2 separate regions of the Homo sapiens genome follow, and region 2 is linked to region 1. The links are chromatin loops, found by intact Hi-C in ENCODE. Cell type or tissue: PC-3. All regions are shown on one strand. Each heading gives the region's core, and the rest is flanking DNA. Links, peaks and the distances in the headings are about the cores only.

The links. A loop is a pair of places that touch in the nucleus more often than their neighbours do. Peaks named below come from ENCODE experiments on the same cell type or tissue, not always from the same donor. Only the 100,000 strongest peaks of a DNase experiment are listed, where the experiment ranks them.
Region 2: it touches region 1 in a loop (4-fold over the local background); 2 of 110 quality-filtered maps call a loop at or near these places.

What each region holds. Positions count from the first base shown.
Region 1 is chr13:110,865,312-110,875,380 of GRCh38, forward strand. PRECSIT (p53 regulated carcinoma associated Stat3 activating long intergenic non-protein coding transcript) reads right to left here and starts at 4,997. Exons shown (of 1, transcript NR_027701.1): 1 at 1-4,997. RefSeq lists enhancers at 4,054-4,740, 4,098-5,297, 7,543-8,420 and a silencer at 9,358-9,577. In PC-3, for the core only: CTCF peaks have their summits at 4,794 and 5,021; a DNase peak (open chromatin) is centred at 5,090; H3K4me3 peaks cover 2,353 bases; H3K27ac peaks cover 1,649 bases.
Region 2 is chr13:110,961,139-110,971,207 of GRCh38, forward strand. It overlaps LINC00431 (long intergenic non-protein coding RNA 431), which reads left to right and starts at 4,889. Exons shown (of 2, transcript NR_126378.1): 1 at 4,889-4,981. The region is part of intron 1 of LOC105370364 (a long non-coding RNA gene); the gene reads right to left. RefSeq lists an enhancer at 3,841-5,040. In PC-3, for the core only: no CTCF peak of the experiment used is centred there; DNase peaks (open chromatin) are centred at 4,293 and 6,503; H3K4me3 peaks cover 1,136 bases; H3K27ac peaks cover 3,469 bases.

The DNA of each region.
Region 1 (10,069 bases), core at 1,446-9,445:
CTTCCTCACTGCCCTAACGTTCTCCATGAGGGTTCCACCCTTGCAGCAAACTTTTGCCTAGACAGCCAGCTGTTTCCATACTTCCTCTGACATCTAGGCAGAAGTTCCCAAACCTCAATTCTTGAATTCTGTGCAGGCTTCCGGCTTGCACCCGCTGAAGCAGCAGCCTGAGCTGTATGTGGCCCCTTTTAGCCACGACTGGAGTTTGAGTGGCAGCAGCTAGGACAGAAGGCATCCAGTCCAGAGGCTGCACAGAGCAGTGGGGCCCTAGACTTGGCCCATGAAGCCATTTTTCCCTCCTAGACCTGTGCTAAGAGGGGCTGCTGCGAAGCCTCTGACATGCCCTGGAGACATTTTCCCCATTGTCTTGGTGACTAACCTTTGGCTCCTCGTTACTTATGCAAACTTCTGCAGCCAGCTTGAATTTCTCCCCAGAAAATGGGTTTTTCTTTTCTATCATATTGTCAGGCTGCAAATTTTCCAAATGTTAATGCTCTGCTTCTTCGTAAACATGTGTTCCAATTTCAGGTTATCTCTCTCACGTTCAAAGTTCCACAGATCTCAGGGCAGGGGCAAAATGCCACCAGTCTCTGCTAAAGCGTAGCAAGAGTGACCTTTACTCCAGTTCCCAAGAAGTTCCTCATCTCCATCTGAGACCACCGCAGCCTGGACTTTATTGTCCACATCACTATCAGCATTTTGGTCAAAACCATTCAACAAGTCTCTAGGATGTTCCAATCTTCCCCACATCTTCCTGTCTTTTTTCTGAGCCCTCCAAACTGTTCCAATCTCTGTCTGTTACCCAGTTCCATAGTTGCTTCCACATTTTGGGTATCTTTATAGCAATACTCTACTCTCCGCAGTACCAATTTACTGTGTTAGTTCATTCTCATACTGCTATAAAGAACTACCTCAGACTGAGCAATTTATAAAGGAAAGAGGTTAAATTGATTCACAGTTCTGTATGACTGGGGAGGCCTCAGGAAACTTACAATCATGGTGGAAAGGGAAAAGCCATGTCTTATATGGCGGCAGGCAAAAGAGAGCGTGTAAGAGCAGGGAAACTGCCTTATAAAACCATCAGATCTCGTGAGAACTCACTCATTATCATGAGGACAGCATGGGGGAACCACCCCCATGATCTGATCACCTCCCACGGGATCCCTCCCTCGACACGTGGGGATTATGAGGATTACAATTCAAGATGAGATTTGGGTGGGGACACAGGGGCCACAGCCAAACCCTATCACTGATGGACAAACACCTTGTGAGGGCATCAGCTCATTTAATCCTCACCACCACCTTATGAATGAGGAGTGGGCATTGTCACAGACCCCGCTTTAGAGAGGTGGAAATGAAGGCACAGAGAGGTTTAGGTATTTTGCCCAAATTGCACAGCACTAAGTAGGAGCAGGATTTGAACCCAGGCAGTCTAGCACCAGGCAAAAGCCCTTCTTCACCCTCTCCCCACGCACAGCTAACCCCTCCTGTTGTGGGGTGACAGACGCATTACAGATGGATGTACTCATGTCCCCGTGTAAATGCACAGCTTGGGGCTTGTTCTTTTTCTCCTTTGAAAATACAGATAGAGCAATTTTATCCCACTGATGCTTGGAGACGCCTCTCCGTTTCTCACCCGCCCACAGTATCCCACAGCCCCACAGCTCCACCACTAGACCGTTTCCCACAGATGGCACTTAAGTTGCTTCCCATGTTTTGTCACAACAATGTTCAACCCTCGTCATCCTTTGTATATTTTGTGTGCTCTCGTGAATATTTTGTGAAAATGTCCCCTGGAAGTGGATGCTGGATGAAGGTTTGAATGTCGTCACTGGGGGTAGATGTTAACCTACTGTTCTCGAGGTGGCACCACTTTCCAGCCCACCCTGACCTGAGACTGTCCACTTCCCACACCTCCCCATGCCACAGGCTGCCAACTCCTAAGCTCACATCTTAATATATTCAGTTTTCAATAAATTCACATGTGCAACCAGAAACCAAGAGGAGATTCCCCATATTCCCACTTTTCAGAGGCATCTTACGGTCATTCCTCCTCTTTACCACCAGCCTGGTTTGCTTTTGTCTCTACTTCTTGATCTGTCGACCTCAGATATTACCTCTCAGCCTTGATGATCAAAGGTGAGGATCTGGCTCACTCGTGCTGGTGCTGCCGGAGGGAGGCAGCCATGGCATTGGGTTTTGCTTTTCCAGGAGGCACTTGTGGCAGCGAGTGCCCATGTGTTTCCCCAGCATCCCTCTCTGCTTCATGGCAGAAGATCCCAGTGTCTGTCCCTCCCTAGTTCCTGGAGCCCTGGAAGCCACAGGCCGGGAGGACTGGAGGTGCATGGTGGGGTGTGGCAGAGATGCAGGGCCGTGGATCTGATGACACTGCAGCTTTCAGACTTGTTTTACCAGAGAGAAACAACTTCCATTTCATTCCCTGTGGTTTGAGGATTTTCTGTGATGTGCACCCTAATTTAACCCCAAATAAAGTAATGTCATTACAACTGTGTCTGTTGTTTTGTCTTCCGCACTCACTCCATGAGGGCACGGTACCCTGACTCTCCTCCGTGCCTCCTCTCGGCCACCACCAGGTGCTCTTGCCACTGCCACACTCCCCTCACCTGGTACCGGGTGACAGGCCACCCTTTTCTACAGAGACAACTGAGTTCTGTGCTTTGTCCATAGTTTAGTCCCAAAAAAACCCTAAGCTACACGTGCATTACTACAACTGCATGAACACTGGTCTCCTACCAAAGTCTGCAGAGGTGGAGCCCACAGCCTCCCCAGACAGGTGGGAAGCTTTGCCTCCTTCCCTGCATGCCCCACCCAGCTCATGAGGAGCTAGTTGGAGATTCTGGGTACCGCTGTGCACACCCAATGCACCGTTTACACACTCAAGTATTTGGACCGCAAATGGTACTTGTGTCTTTACTCAAACTGTTGCTATTATGGATGTTGCGGGGCAGTGGTGGAGGTGTTTGGCCAAAGAGTGACCATCATCTCAGTCTGACAGAGACTGTCCTAGTGTTAGCATTAAAAGTCCCATGTCCATAAAAACCCCTCAGTAGGCTGGGCACGGTGGCTCATGCCTGTAATCCCAGCACTTTGGGAGCTGAGGCAAGTGGATCACTTGAGGTCAGGAGTTCGAGACCAGCCTGGCCAACATGGTGAAACCCCATCTCTACTAAATATTGAAAAATTAGCCAGCATGGTGGTGGGTTCCTGTAATCCCTGCCACTCAGGGAGGCTGAGACAGGAGAATTGCTTGAACCTGGAAAGTGGAGGTTGTAGTGAGCTAAAATCACGCCATTGCACTCTAGCCTGGGTAACAGAGAGAGACGCTCTGTCTCAAAACAAAGAAACAAAAACAAACAAACCTTCAGTCCCAAGCAAATTGGGACAGTTGGTGACCCTGGTGGAGCACATGCTGTAAGATTATTTCCTAAACTATGAGTGGATAAGAATTGTTCTGAGTCTGTCCCTGTTCAGAGTCCTCATTCTTTTTCCTTTTCCTGTCAAAGCTAGTTTGATTCCTAGCAGGATTCTAGGTTAAACAACGGTTTCTTCTCAGACCTCTGGAATAGGTCCCATTGGCAGGCCACCCACATTGTCCTGAAAGTGTTCCTGACTGTCCACACGCATTAGTCCACAGGACGGAGCCACACAGCCAGGACGGAGCCGCACATCTGTTCTCCTCCACCTTTGGTCAATTCTATGCCCACCTGGTTCTTGGAAATGAACCAGGATATGTAACAAAATCCATTTTTTTCTCCTTAGGATGAAATGATGTTGAAGGAAAGAATGTTATTTGAGGACCTGCTGTCTGTCCTTTTGTTTAAAGTTGCCATTTCCAAGAACCTAATGACGACCTTAAGTGAGGAATTAGTGTGCTCATAAAAAAGTTTTAGACGTTTTACGCTTACAGGAAAATGGTGAGGATAATGCAGAGAGTTCTCATGCAACAGAAATTTCTACTATTATTCATGTCTTACATGAGATGGGCACACCCTGTCCCCGTGTCCGAGGACTGGACAAGCCCACTCTAGCGGTGCACAGCTGGGGCGTGCCCCTCGGCAGTGGGGTGACCTGGCCCTCTCGCCCAGTGATGTCCTCATGCTTTGTGTCACGTGAACCACAAAATCTGAGTGAAAACGAAAGTCCATGAATGTCCAGGGCAGCTACCAGACGTGCGCAAGTAAGTCTCATGAAACAAAAGCTTCCCTGGATGGGGACAAAACACACTTCCTTCCGCTTGTCACCATCCCTGGCTCCTTCAACTCGGTCCGTCTCCATGACGTGTTCCTCTGCTTCTCTTCCTCCGAATAAAAAGGAAACATGCCTCGTAAGGACAGCAGTGCCGGGCTGGAGCCGCCTCTCCCCATCAGCACTAATGGCGTGGTACCTCTCTGCCCGCCCTTCTCTCTCCTCACCTGTGTTTTCCTTTCTTCCCGAACCTCCTCTTGGCTGAGGCCTCATGGGAAAAATAGGGGCACTCGCCCCATGGGCCCCAGGGAAATGCCAGTACCCCGGGCCGGAGAGTAGCCGAGCCCCAGACTGAGTCGTTGCTCCATGGGCCACAAAAGCTGGTTCCCGCACAGCAGCCGCCCTGGGCCCCGGCAGACACGACAGAATGGGTTTCCTTACACAAACCGCGCTTGGCAGATGTTGCCTGAAAGACAGGAACTCCGAAATTCCAACAGAACGGCCAGCGGGTGGCTCTCTGCTCTGGCAGGCTGCAGGCTCTCAGGGACGCCATGTCTCCGGAAGGTCAGCGTCAAATGCTGGTGAGAACTCACTCACTCCTCACCTCCGTGACAGGCACGTGTGTTGGCTCCACCAGGGTGCAGAAGCCACACGAGCTGCTTTAACAGAAGACATTCATGTAAAGCACAGCTCTCGGGCCGTGGGGCTGTTAACCAGGAGGGTGCACAGTGCATGCACCGCCCAGGTTCCGGTCAGTTTTGCTCCCACAGTCATCACCCTGGAGGGCGTTTCATGTTGTTGCTGTGAGAATTTGCCGTTGCTTGAGTGAGTCATGCTGACGTGGCCCCTACTCCAGGGTTTCCAGTCTTTCTGCTCCTAGACTGACTCAGCGCTGGTCATTAGGTGCTGTCCATCAAGGGGAACTTGCCCTGGGCATGGAAAATGCTGACCAGCTCCCTGTTTTGGAAAATGACCTCATCCCCAGGCTGCCCACAGGAGGCGGAGCATGCCAATGCCGTTCCTTACTGGTGTGTATATTACTGTTTTTGTCCTTTTCATGCAGCCTGCGGAGTGTACCTCTATAGCTGTCATTTCACTCCTGTGTTTTCTCGGCCTTGGGCGAGGATCCCATGCTGCTGGTAATGAAAGCTGCCTGTTCCCTCGGTTGTTTTCACAGTCCCTCCTTTCTCTTCCAGAGAGAGGTTTTGTTTTGTTTTGTTTTGTTTGAGACAGGATCTCACTCTGTCACCTAGGCTGGAGTGCAGTGGCATGATCTTGGCTCCCTGCAACCCTGCCTCCCAGGCTCCCATCCTCCCTGCAACCCATCGTCCCACCTGTGAAGGGAAAATAAATCTTGGGCCCCCAAACTCAAGCCAAAGGGAAAAGTCAAGCTGGGAACTGGGTCATGCAAACCTGCCTCCCCTTTTGGTCCCTAAATAAGATGCTGCAAGATGAAAAACTGCACACCTCCCCTATATTTTGTCCACAAGGAAATTCCTAGTGAGCTCCGCAATCTTTACTGTAAGGTGTTTCTGTTAAGATTTCACCACAGCAATGCAAATCGATAGCTCATCTTTACAGGTGCAGTCAACCCCTGCCCGCCAGACACAAATGCAAACCTGATTGTTCCCCTGCCCCCTTTGTCTAAGTCATCTTGTGTAAAAATAATGCAGATTCAATGAGCCAAACGCATGACTATTTTTCTCTACCCGCCTCTTAGATGAAAATTGTGTACTTGTCATTATCTCACCCTTTCCCCTTTAAATTTGGAGCCCTCAAAATCATCTTCGGAGAAAGGTACAGACTGTCTCCCGAGTGTTCGTCCTTAACTTTGGCGAGTAAACCTCCTAAAATGATTGAGACTTGTCTTGTCATTTTTCTCAATTGATACACCTCAGTCTCCCAAGTAGCTGGGACTACAGGCATGCGCCACCAAGCCCAGCTAATTTTTGTATTTTTTGTAGAGACAGGGTCTCACGTTGTTGCCCAGGCTGGTCTTGAACCCCTGAGCTCAAACAACCTGCCCGCCCCGGCCTCCCAAAGTGCTGGGATTACAGGCGTGAGCCACTACGCCTAGCCAAGAGAATTTTAAAACCATTGAGGAAATAGTGCCATTGTTGTGAATCAGAGACTTGATGTGCTATTTCATGTAGTGGTTCCTGTCGTTTTGCTTGCAAAATTGGCTTCAATTATCTTGAATTATATGAACTGTCAGAAAAGCCCTGCGGCAGATGATGGTAACGAAAAGACATCCTTTAGCAGACAGGGAATAGGACTGATTCACTGATGCATCTGAGTTGCAATTTTTTTAGCTGCTTCTAAAAATCTTGTAATTAAATTCACTGGTGAGAGCACAGTAGCCTTCATAAATGGGAAAACAGAAACATCGAAGTTGTTCTCAAACCATCCTGGAATCTTAAAGTTCAGGGGGCACCTGGCAGAGGGGAGCCACAGAAAGACGGCAGGGAAGGGAGGGTTAAGGCGAGGCCGGGATAAGCCAAGCAGGGCTGTTCTGGTTTATCTTTCTTACTTTGTTCTTAAGAAAACTTGCTGAATGTAGTTGGCTTCAGATCTTCCTGTTTTAAAAAAAACGCAGTAAGATGAAAAACCTGATGTGTCCTCTGCCCTTCCCCGTCCCTCCCGCCTCTCCCTGCGGGGGGTGAGCACTCCTCAGAGTGCCTGGTGGAGAGGCCCCTGCCCTCCCCTGCACGGAGCTGGGGTGGCCTTAGGCCAACAACCATCAAAGAACTCAGGCCCTTAGTTCAGCGACCCGGGGGGAACTGGGTCCAGTCACCAGCCATGTGCGTGAGCTTGGATGCAGAGGCTCCAGGGGAGCTTTCAGATGAGACTGCAGCCCTGGCTGACACTGCACTGTGATCTCCTGAGAACGTGAGCCCAAGGAAGGGGCCCCTCCCCGGGTGGGACGTCCTGCCTCACAGCTCAACGCTCTGCTGCTGCTGTCAGTGCTGTGTTTTGAGGGGGATGCCCAGTTCTGCACTGACCAGCTCTAACCCTGGGGACACTGCAGCCCTGGTCATGGCCTGGGGACCCCTTCAAGGTGACCTTCCAGCACAGGTACTGGGCGAGTACCCACCCCTCAGCCTCTGCCAGACTTTGCCCAAGAGGCACATCCCTCTTTGCTGCACTGTGGACCTGCCTGCCCAGGTACTGGGGCACTTGGTCATCTGGTGGCTGTGACCATTACTGGGATGAGGCCTGAACTCCAGGTGGAGACCCCTTTCCCAAGCCTGCACTTCCCGCAGCCCCTCCCTGAGCCCTGGGACCTCCCAGAGTCCTCTTGACCTGTGTGGCTCTGCTTGCACAGGTTAGAAACTTCTAGTTCAGCTTCCCTGGCTGAGCCCTGCCGGTTTTTCTGCTGAATGCCCAGAGAATTGGGGGACCCATGGCCCCCCGCCCCGCCTGGCCACGGGGCTCGACAACACAGCAGCTGTAGGGCTTTTCACCTGGCCCTCACCTGTGGGGCCTCCGCCTCGTCCTCAGCTCTCCCTGCGGATTGACCACAAAGTGGTCACTCAGAGTCCCCTCGGGGATGGTTTCAGAGCTTCACCGGCCTCCCTTCCCCACCCTGCAAACCTTCAAAGCCCGAGCCCACGCCTCGCACGTGCTATTCCCAACAGAGAAAAATGTGACCCCATCCACGTCCTGCCCCAGACACCCAGGAGCTCCAGTCCTCTCCCCTTTCCGCGGACTGGAAGCTTCTCCAGGGCTTGAGATGTCCACCTTCCCAGCGATTCCTGCCCGGGAGACTCCGATTCCGACCCCATTCTGTCCACATGTCCCCTTTCCAGCCCCATCTCCCCCTGCCCATTTCCTGAGACCTCTCTAAGGACCCTAGGCTCCTGAGCGGACCCCAGCAGGGCCCCTGAGCTCCATGATTCTGCACTGCCTGGGCCTTCCCGCCAGAGCCGACCCTGGCCCCCAACAGGAGGCCGAGCTGCCCTCAGGGGCCTCTTCACGGTGGGCAGGCGCCCCCGACCCCGGCCTCTCCTCCCCAGTGGCCTCTCCGCCCCTCCCCTCCCCCATGGCCTCTCCTACGCTCCCTCCGCCCTCTCCCATGGCCTCTGATCCTCCTCCCTCCCCCCTCGCCAAGCGCCTGCTCTTCCATCCATTCTCCACATCGCACATCACACACAAGACATTCACACACATGCATATATTCACACCCACACAAGTCACACATATATTCACACACACACGTCACACGACATTCACACACATGCATACATTCACACACATCCACACCCACACAAGTCACACACACATAACATTCACACACGCACATTCATCCACACATGTACAAGTGACACATTCACACACCTGCATTCACACACATCCAGATACACAAGTCACATTCACACACATGCCCACACCTCGACACAACACCCACATGCAACATTCACACACATCCACACGTGCACAATAGCCACACACGTTCACACATGCACACATATAACATGTTTCACATACACTACCACCCATGCACATCAGCCACACATATAAAACAGTCACACCTGCACACACACAGTCACAAACGTCACACACATATAGCATTCACACATGCACAGCAGCCACATTTACACACATCCACATGCATCACACATTCATACACATCTGCACACACGTCACACAAATCAACATTCATACGTGCGCACACATCATACACATCCACACACATCACGTACATTCACACATAAACATTCACACATTCACACACACCAGATTACCACTCACATCCAATACTCAACGCTTCCCTTCACATTCTCACACATTTGCACACTCACACATTGCCAACGACACACTTCCCTCCACATTCCCCCTACATTCCCACACTGACACGCTCTCACACACTCCCAGTCCTCGCACACATTTGCACACTCACATCCATACATGGACACACATCCTCATGCTCGCTCACTCACATGCATTTGCAAACACTGATACACATCCTCACACGCACACTCGCACACTCAGGGTCTCCCTGGCTGCAGCTGTGCCCGGGCTCACTGTTACCGTTGCTCAGTGCAGACTCTTGGGGTGGTGTCCACCTCCAGCCCCCAGCTCCAGCCGTGCCCTGCCGCAGCCCCCGCTACCCTCCCACCGCCCCGGGACCCCTCACCCGCCCCGGCCCATCCCAACCACGGCCTCGCCCCAACCTTGGCTGCGGTTCCCCAAGCAGAGCCGCGCCAGAACCGCCCGGCTCACCCCCCTCTCCCCGCCCCTGCGCCTCTCTCCCGGTTCCCGCCCTCCTGATGGTTCGTCCCTGCACCCGCGCCGGCGCCCCGCCCCCGGTTCCCGCCCTCCCGAGGGCTCCTCCCTTCCACCCGCTGCCTGTTTCTTGGCTCCCCCTTTCCGGGAAACTCTTCAATGTTTCCCATGTTCTGTCTCCAAATTATTCTCCCGTTTTCTTCTCCTTAATAAAACCCCGAAAATCCAACCTATGGAAAAGTCAAAAAGGGTAATTCAATGAATACCCAGTCTACATTTTCCAGTATTTATCACTAGTTGCTTAGATCTCATCATTCAAAACATTCCAGCAGTTCTCTCACTGTGGCCTGCAGAACCCCAGGGTCCCCAGGACCCCATTTCAGGGGGTCCCCAAAATCAAAACGGTCTCATTACCGAGATGTGATTTGCCTTTTTCAGTGTTGACTTCGGCACTGAGGGTTCAAAAGAAATGGTGGGTAAAGCTACTAGCACCTTAGCAAAAACTGCCCCGGCCTGATCACCTTCATATTCTTCACTGCCGTGCAGTCAAAAAAAAGAAAAAAACCCAATTTCACTTAAGAATGCCCTCAATGCTGTAAACATGAGTAAATTTTGACAGCACACGTTCTCTGTGATG
Region 2 (10,069 bases), core at 697-8,696, 95 kb after region 1:
TTTTCTCATAAAACCCCAGGAATTAAGAATGGATACGTCCCTCTCAAAATCTAAGGCTCTATTCTATTTTACTTTGTGTTATCTGACATTTATGACTTTTGGGGGTATCAAAAATTACTTCACATTATAAAAAAGCTTTGGTGTATAATAACTAGGTAAAAAATGTAATTTTATGAATGGCTAATGGCAGTTATGGGGGGATATGCTGCTCTTTGCACATTTGGATCAGAGAAGCATGCTCTTGGCCACCTAAAAGTTATGGAAATGTGTCCCCTAACACACACACTAAGAGATAAGACTCCCATGGGGGAAACGCTGATCACAGAATGGGCTAATGCTCTCTTTTTAGAATCCAAAATCTGATATAAAAATGAGACCTTTAATTTTGGGGGATTTGTTTTGTCTTCCAGCTGTGCCTGCTTATTAGGCTGTAGAAACTGTTTTCCCAGCCCCATTTCTCCAAGGGCTCCACCCTGAAGCCAGTAATCAAATTAAAAAATTGGCAAATGAAAAATCTTACATGCACTAAATATTGGTATGTGTTCCAAAATTATGGAAAACTCTTATAATTCTAATAGGACTTCGTGTACATTATCAGTAATAATTATAATTGTTGTGTTATTGTGTGACGCTGAGGTAAAAAATTTGTTAATTGTGGTTTTGACCATGGCTACCCTAAGACTTTGCCATCCACAAACAATTGTCTTGTGCTAATCTCCTTCAAAAGGTGGTTTTATAATCAACTATAGGACTTTAACAGGTATGCTTAAATGCAGGTTTCTAATAACTTTGGAGATTGTAACATTAGAATAGAGGAAAAAAATTTTCAGCACTCATGGACAGCTAAAATGTTCATAAATATCAAACCAGAGTTATGCATGGACCAAACTAATAGAAGTCTAAAGTAGTCTTTTATCCCTTGTTTTGTTTTTCGGAGTCAAGGAAACTTTTCTTTTAAGCTATTTACAGCTTTTAACAATTAAGTCTACTCCTGTGAACAAAAGTTGAAGCATATTTGCCTCTCTCTACCTGATTTCTTCAGAATTTGGAAACTATTTGTAAGTATTCTTATGGCAATACAGTTATTTGCATAAGTGAAATAAAAATCTGCTTTCTTTTGCAACAGGACACAATTAAAGAAACTGGTTATTTTACCAAGGATTTCACTGGAGTGATGTGCTTTCCTTTAAGGAATCAAGCTTAATTTACAGAGCCAATGAAAACCCTTTGGGGGCTGGGCACAGTGGCTCATGCCTGTAGTCCCAGCATTTTGGGAGGCTGAGGTGGGCAAATCACATGAGGTCAAGAGTTCAAGACTAGCCTGGCCAACATGGTGAAACCCTGTCTCTACTAAAAATACAAAAATTAGTTGGGTGTGGTGGCATGTGACTGTAATCTCGGCTACTTGGGAGGCTGGGGCATGAGAATCACTTGAACCTGGGAGGTGGAGGCTTCAGTGAGCCAAGATTTTGCCACTGCACACCAGCCTGGGCAACCGAGCAAGACTCTTGTCTTAAAAGAAAAAAAATCCCCTTGGTAAAACTGGCCTCATACCTTGTCTACATAGTCCCTGTACAGGGTTCCTGACCTGTGTTAAGTAAAAAATGTCACTTTCTGACAGGCCCAGGAGCCCCAAGTTATCTTAAAACCTCAAAAGAAAAAAATTCACCCAACTCATATAGGTATTTGAGGATACAAACCCATGTCTGAACTCTGCTTTTAAAAAAACTGTCTTAACTGAGATTCCTTCTATGGAACAAAATTCCATCAAAGCCAATTTTAAAAGCCTGTGTGAATAATAATTATTCTTGCTGCACTTTATACAAATAATCAGGCCAAGTATAATAAAGCAAATCAGTCATACCACAATTTGTCTTTGGTAAAAATGGGAGATGGGAAAGAAAAAACATTATGTTTCAAGAACTATGGTGTACCTGTTATTAAATTCTAGTCTCATCAGTTGTTTTTAAGTTTTTTTCCTGCAATTTAGACTAACTTTTCTTATTCCTGTGAACCAACCAGTGATCTATGACTGCTGCTCAGAAGAAACAAGATGTATGGGTAATGTAAAAGTCTAAATCAATATTCTAATTTTGGGCATGTATTAAAATCAGCTAGCAATCCCATATCAGCTCAGTTTCAACAATTGCCCATTTCATAAAATGCCTTCTAATTTAGTTTACTTGGGATAATTTTACTTATTTTGCTTTACTGTTGTAAAACATATTGCCATTGTACTCTTTGTGTAAAAAGCAGAATAAGCTTACCAAATGTTCTCTTAAATTAAACACTTATTAATCTTCCAGATATCACCTTTTGCTGGAACTCAAAAGTTATGAATGGCCCTTGCCACACCAATGCTTTCTAATTAAACTCCTCTCTACCCTGAATGCAAGAAACTCAATAGTTAGGAATATCATTGCCCCTGTTCAGCCTAAAAAAATTACAAAAGATGGTCTTTGACCCTCTACAACTCTTAGGATTAAGGGTTCTCCTATAAAAGAGAGGGAGGGAAATGTCAGAGGTGTTTGAACCAGAGTAACTCCATCTTGAGTAAGGGCTTGGTAAAATAAGGCTGAGACCTGCTGGAGTGCATTCCCAGTAGATTAGAAATTCTAAGTCACGGGATGAGATAGGAGGTCAGCACAAGATCCAGGTTGTAAGGACATTACTGATAAAACAGGTTGTAGCAAAGAAGATGGCCAAAACCCACCAAAACCAAGATGGTGACGAGTGTGACCTCTGGTCATCCTTACTGCTACACTCCCACCAGCACCATGACAGTTCACGAATGCCATGGCAACATAAGAAAGTTACCACATATGGTCTAAAAAGGGGAGGTTTGAATAATCCACCCCTCCACCCCTTGTTTAGTATATAATCAAGAAATAACCATAAAAATGGGCAACCAGGAGCCCTTGGGGCTGCCCTGTCTATGGAATAGCCATTTGTTTATTCCTTTATTTTCCTAATAAACTTGCTTTCACTTTACTCTACGGATTTGCCTCAAATTCTTTCTTGCATGAGATCCAAGAACTCTCTTGTGGGGTCTGGATTAGGACGCCTTTCCGGTAAGACCTGGAAGCTTAGAAACATGTTCTGGGGAAATGGGAAACAGTTTGCAATGCTATGGCTGCATCATGAAGACCTGGCTTCATGGCTCTGTTTTAGGAGGGGCAGGACTCAGAGAGACGGGCCACCCCCTTTCTCCTCCTTCGTAAGCAAAGTGATTTCAGGGTGGCCCCATTTGCAGATAAGAGGTGGAGTCATGTGGGTGAAATGCTGATGTCTGGAATGTGGGTTATTCACAGGACCTGTGGCCTCCTGACCTGTAGCCTCAGCTGCCTGGCTGATAGCAGCTGACCCTGCTGAGTGACTCCGACAGTGAATGGTGATTCTGAGCACTTCTTTCTCCTTGTTAGCCCCCAAACAATGGTTCCTTCCTTCTGCCATTCACAGTTTTTCTTTATTGGAGGTGTGGTGTCTCAGTGTCCTGGGGCATTGCTTAGGCTCAAGGTCAAGGTCAAGGTCAGTCTCTTCCTCCAGCCCCGAGGTTGGGCTCAGCAGGGCCATGCACCTTCCCTTTCCTAGTGCACAGAGCTTTCCAGTGGTGTCTTCTAGGATCTGAAGTTCCAACACTAAACCAGTGACAAAGCTGATTTCCAAATGGCTTTAATGACAGACAATCTACACACCAATCAACTAGTCTGAGCACATGAAGGCTCAGAACAATGAGGACAAATATGCAAAAAGGTCTGAGATGTGATGACAATTGCTTCCCAGTATGCTGACCTTCAGTAAATGAAACAAAGTATGGTTCTCTTTGGATGAGACATTAATGATCATTAAGAATGGGTACGGCTGCATCGTGCAAGTGCTTTGTTAAAAATATTCTTTTCATTTTGTGTCTGTCCCGTAATTATAATGGAAGTATTGTGCAAGTCAGCCAGTAAGCATGTGCAGTAAAATATTTGGGTTTTATAACATCAGTGTGGTTTTTGAAGTTCATTGTCAAGTGGAGTGGCTTTGCCATATCCTTCATGTGTCACCTCTGACTTCAGCCTCACGGTTTAAGATGAACCATGATGTTCATCTTAATGATGAATGCTGTGTAATCATGATGTTAAATATGAGTTATAAATTTCTCTTCAAAGAATTAATATGACAGTATGTTCAATTCTTTGCCTTCTACTTTTAAACTTAACTTCCTTGTAAAGCAACCTTTTCTGATTATCTACTCCACCCTGACTCATTCTCCACCTTGACTCATTCTGATTACCTACTCCATCCTGACTCATTCTCCACCCTGACTCATTCTGATTACTTACTCCACCCTGACTCATTTTCCACCCTGACTCATTCCGATTACCTGCTCCACCCTGACTCATTCTCCACCTTGACTCATTTCATAACCGTTTTTCCCTCCAAACAACTCACCCTGTCACTCTCTTTAAATTACTCAATCAGAATTAGTTTAGCCTGTACGGTCTAACCCTAGCCAATAGGGGAATGACAAAGCAGTAGGGACCATGTGCATAAGGAAAAATAACCCCTTTCCCTCCTTTGTCCAGGTGTGCACTCACCAGTCCTCCATCTGTAAGGGCATACCCTTCTATAGAAGTACCTTGCCCTGCTGAGAATTAAAAAGAAAATTTTATATTCGAGTGCTATTTCTTTTGTGGCACCGAAACTTTACTTATAACAATTTGGGGGCTCATCCGGGATTACATTCCCCTCCGGGGGTGGTCTCTGGTTCTCTCTTGTGAGGAGGTGCACCCCACCCCACTGTGGCGGCCTCAGGGGTGAGAAATCAAGACCCACCCAGTGTGAAGAATAACCTGAGCTCTCAGCTACATGGAAAGAAACTGGCTAGCAACCTAGCTTAAAGCATCCTCCATAAGGGCCACACAAGTGTGTGCATGGACCGAGGAAAAGACACCATGGGAGCCGGTAAAGTATTTCCTTGGTGGTTGGGAGCAAGGTAAGAAAGCCGTGGCAGGGGGTGGTGAAGTACTCCTTGGTCAGGGTGGCTTAGAGGTTAAAAAGAGGTGAGACATCCCCATTGGCAGGGACTGAACCTCACACAAACCTCCAGTAATAGAAAAGGCAAGTATGTTCCAGTGGTGGAAATTGAACCTCACCCCGAAAGGCAAGAAATTTCCAGTGGGGGGAATTGAGCCTCACCCCAAAAGGTGAGAAATTTCCAGTAAGGGAAATTGAACCTTGAACTCTACCCCAAAACCATCAAGATGGGAAATACCCCAAGCAAGACAGGGAGCAAGAAGGATAAAGATGGTAACAAAGATATCCCCCCAGATAGCCCCCTAGGTCTCATGCTAAAATACTGGAAAGATAATGAAAGGATAATGAAAGGATTAAACATAGGAAAAAGCAACAAATGATAAAATATTGCTGTTTTATTTGGACTCAGGGACCCATCCTCAGACCCTCAATCTTCTGGCCAAGGTTTGGATCAAATGAGGGTGTAATGTGTCAGCTTCTAATCTGATACATTAATGATAAAAGTCCAGTGTCCCAAGAAGAACTAGGCTATGCCCTTTGTTGGAGGGAAGGACCTGCCCTTCTTTTTCCCTTAAAAACAGATAGGGAAGAACCCAATCTAGCACATCAAAATTAAAAGTCAGAGGAGCCAGCTCTCATGCCTAAAGACTCCAGTGCATGGGATCCCCTAGACTATCTTCCCCCATTCAGTGTCCTCAGTCTTTCCCCTCAGACAGCCATTGCCGCCTCAGATCCCTTTCCAAATTTCCCCTCTACTCACGTTGTCCCTCCTCCTTATAACCCTGACTCTTGGGAATTACTGTCCCACCAGCCTGTTCCCTCCCAACCTAAATATCCCTCTCCAAAAGGACTCTAGTGTGAGGTAGAACAATGTAAAAAAGATATTCAGAATTTCCCATTTCTCTCTGTACCTAAGAGGTCAGCCCTGACCCTCTTCCCTTTGAAAGAGGTACCACGAGGTGGGGAGGGCCATTGGCTTTGTAAATGCTCCCTTAACCAGTTCAGAAGTCTGGAATTTTAAAAAGGAGCTTAAACCACTACTAGATGACCCTTATGGAGTGGCAGACCAAACTGACCAATTCTTAGGACCTCAGTTATACACTTGGGTGGAGTTAATGTCCATCTTGGGCATCCTCTTTTCAGGGGAAGAAAGGAGTATGATTCACAGGGCTGCTATGGTAGTTTAGGAATGTGAGCACCCTCCTGGTGAAAACTTTCCTACCGCAGACCAGAAATTCCCTGCCCCTCGAGACCCCCAGTGGGACAATAACGATGCAGGTCACTGGGAAAATATGCAGGAACTAAGGGAGATGATAATAAAAGGAATTTGGGAATCAGTACCCTGAACCCAAAATCTTTCTAAAGCATTTGTTATACAACAGGAAAAGGATGAAGGGCCTATGAGATTCCTAGACAGACTGAGGGAGCAAATGAGGCAATATGCAGGCCTCAATTTGGATGATCCCTTTGGGCAAGGAATGTTGAAATTCCAGTTTGTCACTAAAAGTTGGCCAGACACTTCAAAAAAGTTGCAAAAGATAGACAATTGGGAAGACCGTCTGCTAAGTGAGCTCCTCAGGGAAGCTCAGAAAGTATATGTGAAAAGGGATGAAGAAAAACAGAAACAAAAGACAAAACTTATGTTTTCCACCTTCCAACAGATGGCTCCAAACCCAGGTACTTCTAGACAGAGTTTCCAGGGAGCCAGAAACTATAAAGGGTCTAAACCCTATTTTAAAGGACCCAGCCTCCATCTGGAGGACCAAGGTCCAAGTTTACCAGGCCCCCTAAAGAGTATGGGGGAGCAAAGTTAAAGAATCCCAGAACTAAGAGGAAGGAAGGACAAGATAAGTGCTATAGATGTGGAAGAACAGGCCACTTCAAGAGAGGATGTCCTGAACTAAGAAAGGAGAAAGAAGCCCTTCCACTCATGACTTTCAAGGAAGAATAAGGGAGTCAGGGGCTCTGTCTCTTTTATCTTGAGTCCCACCAGGAGCCCCTGATAAATTTGGAGGTGGGACCTAAACATGAGCTTATCACTTTTTTAGTTGATTCAGGGGCTGCTCACTCCTCTGTTTGTTTCCCCTCGTCTAATGTTGTCTCCTCCTCAGAGGAACTTTTAGTCTCCAGGGTAAAAGGGGAAGGGTTTAGAGCAAACATTTTAGAAAGCACAGAAGTTAGATACGAGGATCACTCAGCTCATATTCAGTTCTTGTTAATCCTTGAAGCAGGAACTAATTTACTGGGGAGGGATTTAATGTTAAAGTTGGGCATAGGTCTACAAGTCAGCCCAAGAGGATTCCTCACTTCATGAAACCTACCCACCAATGCGGATGAAAAATATATTAATCCTAATGTCTGCCCAAAGAAGGAAACTGAGGGAAACTCCAAGTCCCTCTGATCCACATCATGCTAAAAACCCCGGGAGAAGTAGTAAGAAGGAAGCAATACCCTATTCCCCTAGAAGGTAGGATAGGGTTGAAACCTATAATCAAAGGCCTTATTAAGGACAGGTTTCTCAAGCCCCGTATGTCTCCATATAACACCCCAATACTGCCAGTCAAGAACAGACGGGTCATACCGGCTAGTACAGGACCTTAGAGCTATCAACCAAATAGTCCAGACTACCCACCCCATTGTCCCCAGTCCTTACACCATTCTTAGCAAGATTCCATATAATCATCAATGGTTTACTGTAATAGATTTGAAGGATGCTTTTTGGGCATGTCCCCTGGCTGAAGACAGCTGATATATTTTGAATGGGAGGATCCCCACTCAGGGCGGAAACAACAATATCAATGGATGGTCTTGCCTCAAGGGTTCACAGATTCCCCTAATCTTTTTGGCCAAATTTTAGAACAAGTACTAGAAAAAGTTGTCATCCCAGAACAAATATGCCTTCTTCAGTACGTGGATGACATTCTTATACCTGGTGAAGATACAGAGAAGGTAACTGACTTCTCTACACATATTCTTAACCATCTGCAGTTTGAGGGGCTACAAGTCTCAAAAAGAAAGCTTCAGTATGTAGAGCCCGAAGTTAAATATTTAGGCCACTTGGTAAGTGCAGACAAGTGAAGAATAGGGCCTGAATGAATCGAGGGAATCATGTCCCTACCCTTGCCTCAAACTACCAAGAATGAAAAACTTGCCCAGCAGAAGCCTAACCATCTCCTGTGGACTTCTGAGGAAGTTTATCAAGTTGAGGAGCTGAAGAAAAGGCTCATAGCTACCCCTGCTTTAGCCTTACCCTCCCTAGAAAAGCCATTCCACCTTTTTGTTAATGTGGACAGTGGGGTAGCTTTAGGAGGCTGACTCAAGAACACGGAGGCCACCAGCAGCCTGTAGCCTTCCTATCAAAGGTCTTAGACCCAGTCACTTGTGGATGGCCTCAATGCATCCAGTCTGTCATGGTTACAGCAATACTAGTCGAGGAAAGCAGAAAGTTAACCTTTGGAGGAAAATTGACAGTAAGCATGCCTCACCGAGTTAGAACTATCTTAAACCAGAGAGCACGGAGATGGCTTACTGACTCAAGAATCTTAAAGTATGAGGACATTCTGTTAGAAAAGGATGATTTAACATTGACCACTGATAATTCACTCAATCCAGCAGGTTTCCTAACAGGGAATCCAAATCTAAGGAGGGAACACACATGTTTAGATTTTTTAGACCAGACATAGGAGAAACCCCCTTCTGGACTGGACAGCACTTATTCATAGATGGTTCCTCCTGGGTGATTGAGGAAAAAAGACAAAATGGGTATTCAGTGATTGATGGAGAAACTCTTACAGAAATAGAATCAGGAAAATTGCCCAACAGTTGGTCTGCTCAAACGTGTGAGCTGTTTGCACTCAGCCAATCCTTAAAGTAACAGAACCAGGAAGGAACCATCTATACAGATTCCAGGTATGCCTTTGGAGTGGCCCATACATTTGGGAACATTTGGACTGGACGAGGTCTCATTAATAGTAAAGGTCAAGGCCTTGTTCACAAGGAGCTGATCACTCAAGTATTGAATAATCTTCAGTTGCCGGAAGAAATAGCTATTGTCCATGTTCCCAGCCACCAGAAAAGCCTTTCTTCTGAAAGTCGAAGAAATAACCTAGCAGATCAGGTAGCTAAGCAGGCTGCTGTGTCTTCTGAAATGCGTATTTTTCACTTAACTCCCTGTCTCCCTCCTCTTACAGTAATCCCCATTTTCTCTTCCACTGAAAAAGAAAAACTAATAAAAATAGGCGCTAAAGAGAATTCAGAAGGAAAATGGGTACTGCCAGACCAGAGAGAAATGTTGAATAAACCCCTTATGAAGGAAGTCTTACCCCAACTACATCAGGGGATCCATTGGGGGCCCCAAGCCATGTGTGATGCAGTTCTCAGAGTTTATGGTTGTATAGGGACTTTGTATGTCTGCAAGGGGACAGAGATGGGGGAGAAATTAAAATACGGACTGGGTATTAGCTGCTATAAGGATTTTTGTTAATTTTGTTAGTGTGATTATGTCATTGTGGATACATTAAAAACAGTGCTTTAATCTGTTAGCAAGAAAACATTTTACATGAGGTGATAAGACACCTGGGGCAGTGCTAAAATATTCCTGATAATGACAAAAGTGTGTGTGTGTAGAAAAAGCAAGATGGAAAAATGTGCACAATTACTGAAACTGAAGGATGAATATGTGGGTGTTCATGGTATTCTTCCTTGACTTCCTGCAAGTTAGAACATTTCCATAAAGTAACAAAAAGTTAAAATATATAATGTATGTATGGAGTTCTGAAATTATAAATGGCTTCAAATACAGAAAAACTTCTTAAATTCCTCCATTGCCCAAGGAATAAATGTCCAGTGGTAAAAAATTCAGGGAGATAGGCAAGGATGATGTCTTCATCTATTTGTTCTGCTATAACAAAAATACCTGAGACTGGGTAATTTTAAAAGGACATAAATTTATTTCACATACTTCTGGAGGCTGGGAAGTCCAAGATCAAGCCACTGGCTTGTTTGGTGTCTTGCAAAGGCTGCTCTAAGCATCCACGATGGCGCCTTG